Regions from separate parts of the Homo sapiens genome. Here region 2 is linked to region 1. Evidence: chromatin contacts called from ENCODE Hi-C or POLR2A ChIA-PET data. All regions are on one chromosome and are shown on one strand. The core of a region is the stretch at or near the end of the contact, and the rest is flanking DNA. Distances in the headings are between cores, read along the strand shown.

Region 1 (3,910 bases), core at 1,411-3,910:
CCCCAGACAACCTGAGTGGGGCTCTAACAAGAGGGTCGTTCAGCAGAAGTGAGACTCCAGTGGAGCCCGTGGGAGACCCAAGGCCAGGAGATGGGTGGAGGCCAGAGGGCAGAGTCTGGGAGGGGCCGTGAGCCAAGCTGCCCTCCTGCCTCCCCACCCACCCTGGCTCGGGCAGATAGCTACCAGGAGGCTGCTGGGGGAGGAGGGAAGGAAGGGGGGGGCTCCAACTAGCCCCCATGGGAGTCAGCATTCCCATAAGGCTCCTGTCCAGAGGCCCCTGGTGGCCCTGGGGCAGCCACCACAAGGCAGGTGACCAGGGTCTAAGGCCAGACTGGAGTTCACCTGCTGTCTGACCTTGGCCTAGTGACCTCACCCTGGGGTCTGTCAGCGGTGAGACGGGAGGCAGCTGCCCCCAACTCGTGGGAGCTCACGAGAGTGAAATGACCTAAGGGGCCACAGAGCCCAGCGTGAGCTCCTGGCCCTGTCTGGCCACCGTTCCCCTGTGCCAGCCACAGCCTCCAACTCAGCAAAGCTACAGATGGACGGCCGCAGCCACCACAGCGGAGGGGCCAGGCACCACGAGACTCCGCGGCCTCCTCGCCCGTGTACAGGGGAGCCCCAGGCACACGCGCCTGCAGTCTCAGAGCCTCACTTTCCCATCTGCGAACGGAAAGAAACCCAAGGCACCCACAGACGTGCCTCCCTGCTGGGCTGCTGCCTGCTGGAGGCAAGGAGAGTATTTCAGGAGAGGTGGCCCCAATCCAGGGAGCAGCCGTGCATGGTGGGGGCTGTGGGGGGAGATTCCTAGAGCAACCGGTCCCGGCCACCTGGAGGAACACCTCACAGCCAGGACTGCCTGCCAGGCCCTCCTCCACCAAGACGCCCACCTTCCCAGCTCCCAGCCAGGCTGCCCTGGCCATGCACAGAGGCCGGCCCACAATCCTGGGCAGTGTGGGCGGTCCTGGTCCCACTGTTCTAGGTCTGGCTGTGGGACTCGAGTCAGCAGGCCTTGGCAGGAGGTGGCTGGAACCATCTAGAAAGTTCAAGTGTGCTTTAGCTGCCTGGCTGGCCCCATGCACTGACTCTGTATCAGCTCATGCCTGGCCCTAGGAGGGAGAAGACCACTGTCAGGTCCTCCTCTTTCCCGCCCAGCCCCTGACACTCTGATGGTGCCAGGCCTGCTGCCCTAGGGGAAAACTGGGCAGGGGTGGCAGGGGTGGAGTGCTGCCCTGGGGCACTGGCTGGACAGACCTGGGAATTCTTCCCAGTCTCTCTTTGCTCCTCCCACCCTGGAGCACCGCGTTGTGTGTACACACAAGACAGAGACACACACACACACAAACACACACACATACACTCACACTCTCTCTTCCTCTCTCCAGTCCTGCCTTCCCTACCGGGCAACAGGTCCCTGCCCAAGGAAGCCCAGTGAAGCGATTACATAACCCCGGCCTGAGGGGTGGGGCGGGCCGGCTGACATCACTGCGTCCCCTGGGCCAGGTCCTGCGGGGCCCCTGCCCAGCACCTGCCCTCCCCTTCCCCCCCAAGATTTGCTCATCTGAAACCAGCACTCAACAGCAGTCACCACCCGGGCTGCGCAGAAACTTCCCGCTCCGACAGGAAACAGCACTTGGGCCTGGGGTGTCTGCGAAGTGCAGGGCTGAGGGGACATCCCATCCCCTCCCCCACGGCACAGGCCCCCTGGGGGTGGGTGCACCTGACCAGCCCGGCCTGGGGATTCTGAAAGAAAGTCCCCAGAAGCCACATGGAGGTGGGAATGGGACTGTGGCCCGCTGACCCGTCCCCACCAGGGCACAACCAGCTGGAGCTTGCAGGGGACACCCCCCATAAGCCACATGCAGCGACTGGGACAGGACTGCAGCCTGCTGACCCCCCAGAACATACCCGGCGGGGGCTTGCAGGGGACACACAGCCTGGTGCCCTGACCCGGAGGGGGCTCCTGCTCCCAGCCTCACTTGGGGGTCCTGGAGGAAGGACCCGGCGGCCATGGCTGGAGAGAGGACTGTGGCCTGCTGAACCCCCATCCTCGCACACCGACCCCGCTTCAGCGCACGGCCGGCCCGGGCAGCCCCGGGTGTAGGGCGGGGGCCAGGCACGAGCCCCGGGAGCCGATCTTAGGGGCGGGCCCCGCGCCCCCCACGCCGGCCATTCCGGTGGTCCAGCCCGGAGCGCCCCCAAACCGACCCCGGGCCTCACCTTGAACGAACGGTGGAAACCCTGAAGTTCGGCTGGTTTCTTCTGCACCATCTTCTGTCCGGGCCCCGCCAGCGGGGGAGGGGACCGAGGGCCCGGGGGGAGGCCCGAGGGCGGGCGGCCGGGCGGGGGGCGGCCGAGGAGGGGACCCTGCGGGCGGGAGCAGACAAAGGGAGGGCGGTGAGCGGAGCCCGGCCTGCCAGGAGCGCGGACCGGGCGGGGGCGGCGAGGGCTCCGCGGGGCCCGTTTCCCGCTACCGGGTCGGTGTCCTCGGGGCCGCCCTGGGGTTCGCACTCACCGGGGTCGGGCTTGGGCCGGGGCCGCAGTGCCGCCGCCGCCCCACGTCGCGCAGCCCGGACCCCGCTCCGCGGACCGCGCGGGGAACAGCGCCGCCGCCGCCGCCAGCGCGGACCCCTCTACCTGGGCCACCGCCGCTGAGAGGAGCCGGGCGCGTCGCCGCCGCCGCCACCTTTATAGGCCCGGACCTGCTCTGGCCCCGCCCCCGACGCAGGCTCCGCCCGGCCTCACCCCCTGCGCACGACGTGGGCGGAGCCAGAAGAGGGCGCTCTCCGGGAACCCAGTGCGGCTGCGCGCTCCGGCGGTGGGGCGTGTCCGAAACGGCTAGCGCACGCCTGCGCAGTGCGGCGCACGGGGGTCTCGGTGCGGAACCTAGGCAGCGACCCTGCGGCGCGCCCGGAGCTGGCCTGTTTTTGCCGCCTGAGGCTCGCGGGGCCCGTGGGACCTGCGAGGCCCTGGGCCGTGTCCTACCGCCTGGCCCCACACAGGGCAACTCCCTTGGCCTGTCAACCCAGGCCTAGTATACCCCGACTCCCTTGGTTCATGCCCTCGCTCTAGAACCTGCCATGGCTCCCTCTTGCAGTTCTCCAGTGCTGGCTCCAGCAGTCCCCCTCGTGCACCACCAGCACGCTTGGAGTCCCAGCCACTCCCTTCTAGTGCTGGGGGACCAGCCACCGCCACCTACTTTCTTCTTCCCCTGGGCCACCCTGCCTGGGGAGCACTGAGCTCCCCGAGTTTGCTTTGTGGTTGGCAGGAACCAGAGTAGAGGGTGGGGACCGAGGTCTGTGAAGGACCCTTCCTCTGTCCTCGAATAGCATTTCAGGGAGAACTGGGACCTGAGACCCACTGGGAAAGAGCCCAAGGGGTGGATGGTCGCCAGGACAGGAAGTAAAACACAGTCCCATTTTGGCTGGGGCCCCAAACCAGGCTTAGATAGAATCAGCCTGTCCTGAGCTGCCAGTCCCCCATCCCACAGCATCCTGGTTCAAAGTGCTCCCCAGGCCCCGGGCCTGGGGCACACAAGGAGTGGGGGTTCCCCTGCTGGGTGGACTGTGGTCTCCTCTTCTGCAGGGGTTTCCAGAAGCTTCGCACAGCCCATCCCACCATCCCCCAACCAGGCCCTGAGCTCAAGAGGGGCTGGAGCCCCACTGACCTGAAGCTGGAGGGCCCCTGCCTGCAAGGCCACAGCTCTCAGGCCACAGGGGCTGGGAGGCCTGGCCTCAGCCACCCCCGGGGCATTGGGGGGAAGCCTGTGGGGAATTCCCAGCCAGAACCCAGCCCAGCACCTGGCATTGCCCTGACTCTTGGCAATGGGGGGACAGAAAACCAGGTCCCCCAGCCCCCCTTATTGTGCATGTGGGTGCGTGTGTGTGCGTGTGAACACATACACGCACAAACA
Region 2 (3,910 bases), core at 663-3,162, 1.6 Mb after region 1:
GGAGACAAGACGAAGGCACGAGGTGGAAAACTTTGCTGGGGTCAGGAGCCTCGGGGCAGGGGCAGGCCGGGGAGGGGCCTGGGGTCAGGAGCCTCGGGGCAGGCAGCAGGTATGGAGGGGGCTGGGGCCAGAAGCCTCTGCAGGCGGCAGGTGGGGAGGGGACTGCGGTCAGGAACCTGGGGCAGGCGGCAGGTGGGGAGGGGGCTGGGGTCAGGAGCCTCTGCAGGCGGCAGGTGGGGAGGGGGCCGCATTCGAGACGCTGGTGGGCCCCTGCAGTCGTGGTCAGTCCCCACGCCTGCCTGAGGGTGCGGGGTTGGACGGTGTCCCTCCGACATTCACGTCCTTCCAAGAACCTCAGCCTGCAACCGTATTTGGAAAGAGAGTCTTTGCTGATGTCATTGGGTAAGATGAGGTCATGCCGGAGTGGGGTGGGCCCTGGATCCACCGCTGTCCTTATAAGAGAAGCCGCTCAGGGAGGCCAAGATGCCGTGTGGGGTGGAGGCGGGGAGGGCACCACTCCTCCAGGCCCTGAAACGCCAAGGATGCCCGGAGGCACCAGGAGCAGAGGGGTGTGGAGCTTCTCCGAGGTCGGTCGGGAGGGCAGAGCCCTGCCCACTCCTGGACCTCAGGCTCCTGGCCTCCAGAGCTGAGCCAGAACAAACGCCTGTTCAAGGCCTGCTGCTCCAAGCCCCCCAGTCCCGGGGACTTTGTCTGGGCAGCCCAGGACCTCACACGGAGCCCTCCAGTGAGGACCCCAGCCCTGGGTGGGAGGGGGCGTACTTCTCAAGGCAGCAAGAACAGCTGAAGGGTCCTCCCCTCGGGCCACCTGGATGCCCTGCAGGGCTGGGTGGGCAGCGGGTGGGCCCTGGAGGGATCTGGGGGACAGACCCATGGTGCTCACTGCAGGGGCGGGGACGGGGACGGAGGGAGTGGGGTGACTCAGGATTCCGGCTGCCACGGTGAAGGGAAAGACGGGCTGCTTCTCTGTCCTTCCAGAGGACAGGGCCAGTCGCCCCCAGGTCTCTGACAGGCCACAAAGGGCCTGCTCTGGGCCGCGGCGGGGCGGAAGGTGCTGGACGCTGACGTGATGTTTGGGTTGGCGGCCCGGGAGCAGAACAATTCACGGTTTTACGTCCAGGGTGTGGGGGAAGGAAAAGAAGAGAGGGCAGGAAGCCAGCGGTGGGCCGGGGCGGGACGTTCCAGACCTCATCGGGGGCCCGGGCGTCCCCCTGCTCGGCCTGTCTGGGGCCTCCCTGCCCACAGTCCTGACTCTACTCGCGAAACCACCCCTCTGGGGCCCCCCCACACCCACTTGGGTGACTCAGCTGTTTTCCTCAGTGGCCCCGATGCTGAGAGGTCACAGCGCTTGGGTCCACCCCTGCCCGGACTCTCCCAGGCTCCCTACGGCCCCGGGACCCAGTGGATGCAGTGAGGCCCTCCAGACCCAGCTCTGCTGACCTCACCAGGCACCTCGGGGTCACCCGTGTTGGGTGTAGGCCCCCTGCCTCAGTTTCCCTCTGTGGTTCCACGTCTTCACCTGCCCGACTCACCTGAGCTGGCTAACGGGGAGAGGAGAGGAGAGGGGCAGGCGGCTCGGGCCCTGCTGGGAACGTCCCTGCACTGGGGGCCTGTAGGGTTAAGGGACTGGCCGGGGCCGAAGCACTGAGGTGGAGGTGGAGCAGGACGGAGAGGGGAGGCACTCGGTTGGGGGACCCCAGGGAAAATGTGGGGCTCCCAGGGCAGGCAGGAACGGGCAGCAAGGGGAGACCAGAGCCGAGTGTCCTGTGGAGGAGAGGGGACGGGGAGAAAGCACAGCCTTGCTGCCACCGCCTGCCCAGGGGGTGGGGGCAGGTGAGCGCCATCTTCACTCAATCCTCGCTCCCCATGAGGCCCGCTCAGGGCACAGAGCCTGCCGTGACCCCCATAGGGGGCTGTCATGACGGTGAGCTCTGCTCAGCCTGAGACGTGACTAATTATCTGCTGAATGAGCCACCCCGTTTTCGAGGAAATTAGGTTTTAAAAATAGTCGGGGGAGGAAAGGCGAGCCGCGCTGCGGAGCCGGGAGGTGGCCCCTCTGAGCAGTTTCCGCTGGCCAGGCCCGAGGCGGGGGCTCTGCCGCTGGGGCCCCTCTCTCCTGGCCCCATCACAGGACGTGGTGGCGACCCGGGCCTGCGGTGCACGGCTCTGATCGCTGGCTGCACGGTGACCTCATCGGCCACCCCACCTCCCTGTGTGCCCAGGGCTTCTCTCTGAGCCTCAGTCTCTCTCTATAAAGTGCGGCTGAAGCCAGCTCGAGCCCTAGAGGCACTGCCATTCTCCACGGGGCCACATGGCCGCCTCTGCACCCAGCTGTTCCCTGGCCTGCGCCTGGTCTCCGCCCTGGCCCTGCCAGTGCTCCCTGGACACTGTGTCCCACACCAGCCACCTTTGCCACCCCACTGACACCGCCCCATCCTGCAGACCAGCCTGGTCCCTCCTGCTGAGCCTGGGGGCTCCCTCAGGACGGGGCCTGCCCTGGGCTGACAGCATGGGCGTGTTTGTTGACTGACCCATGGACTGACAGATACCCGTTCCTCTTTTCTCTGCACAACAGGCCTCCGCCAGAGCTTCCTCTCCACATCTGTCTGACATGGACACTGAGGCAGGGAATGACTAAACTGGGGGAGGAGGCAGATTGTCAGGCTGGCTCTGCAGTGAGACCCAAAGTAAGAATGGGGACGGAGAGGTCTGGACAGGTGGCCAGAGGGAGGGAGGCATCACAGTGAGAGGAAACAGGGCACATTCTGGGCTCACCGACAGGGCGCCGTGGGGCAGAGGGCCCAGCGAGGCAAGCTCGAGGGTGGGTGGAAGGTGCCTCAGCCCCTGTGGGCACCTGCAGGGCACTGTGACAGCAGGCAGGACAGGAACAGTGGTGGCCTCATCCCTGTAGAACCAAGGTCCAGACCCCCATGGCTGGGAGGAGAAAGCCCCAGCCCTGGAGGCGGTGGGGGCGGGGGGAGAGTGGGCAGGGCCCTGGAAGGCCCAGGATGATGAAGCTGGGGACTGGGGGGCTGGGGACTGGGGGGCCGGGGAGAGCCCACGGCAGGGGAGGGATTCTGCGAAAGGGGGCCCACCCACCCCGCCCCCACCGCAGACAAGGGTCTCCCCAGGCCTCACTGCAACCCTGCAGGGTGAAGACCAGGCCCTGTCACCCCACCAGACCCTGTGTGGCCCCCTCCCTGCCCTCTGCTCCTCCCTCTGCTCCAGCCACACGGGCCCTCGCTGTCCCTCCAGCACGCCAGCGCCACCCTGTGTCATGGCCTTTGCACGAGCGGTGCCTCTGCCTGGCCTGCCAGTCCCAAGATTCCCTCACGGTTTGTTCCTGTTTCACCCCAGACCTGGCTTGAACATCACCCCTCAGAGGCCTCCTCCAGCCAACCTGCACCAAACGATCCCCTCCTCACTGCCCGGCACACGGCACCACCTGATACATGGCTGTTGTCATCCCCACAACAGGGGTCCCAGGCCTGCTCTGTCACCTGCTCACAGACTCTGGCAAAGCTCTGAGGGCAGCAAGGGAAGGCCAGTGAGAAAGGGGCGGCAGTGGGACCCAGGTGTGTCAGAGTAGCACAGGGGGCCTGCACCCCTGGGTGGGGCCGCTGCCCAGAGGGCAACTGCTGGGCACCCCAGGACAGGTGCAGGCTCGCCGTGACACAGCAACCCGGGTGTGTGAGGACGGCCCAGGCACGGGGTCCTGCGATCCCACAAGCAGGAAGCAACCCCGGGCCAGAGCTCACGGTCACCTCCCTCATTCGCTGGAACAACCCATCCTCTGGCCTCCCGCCGTGCAGGCCTCCGACCATGGGGACCACAGGCCCCTCTGAGGACCTGCCAGGACGGCCAGGCTGGGCAGCGGCACTCCACGACACAG

What was found. Hi-C counts contacts between places; a loop is a spot of excess contacts on that map. ChIA-PET counts read pairs that join two places held with the same protein, here RNA polymerase II (POLR2A). Pooled maps may share reads with other maps.
Region 2: a pooled map shows a loop between it and region 1 (2.2-fold over the local background). The contact joins the enhancer-like site here to the promoter of MKNK2 in region 1. A Hi-C loop is called at or near these places in 1 of 37 single-sample maps with no recorded cell type and 2 of 50 pooled maps. POLR2A ChIA-PET finds 5 or more read pairs at or near these places in 2 of 52 experiments (H1 and WTC11).

Annotation. Positions count from the first base shown.
Region 1 is chr19:2,048,584-2,052,493 of GRCh38, forward strand. It overlaps MKNK2 (MAPK interacting serine/threonine kinase 2), which reads right to left and starts at 2,661. Exons shown (of 14, transcript NM_199054.3): 1 at 2,513-2,661; 2 at 2,218-2,364. The coding sequence starts at 2,268. RefSeq lists enhancers at 1-255, 913-1,569, 1,746-1,805 and silencers at 1,376-1,565, 2,296-2,835.
Region 2 is chr19:3,669,910-3,673,819 of GRCh38, forward strand. All of the region lies in intron 1 of PIP5K1C (phosphatidylinositol-4-phosphate 5-kinase type 1 gamma), which reads right to left. Among named protein-coding and RNA genes, the nearest start is that of PIP5K1C, 29 kb to the right of the region's middle. RefSeq lists enhancers at 2,246-2,921, 3,858-3,910. Within about 2 kb of position 1,913, at least 19 of the 41 ENCODE cell types and tissues checked have a DNase peak (open chromatin) inside an H3K27ac peak, as active enhancers do.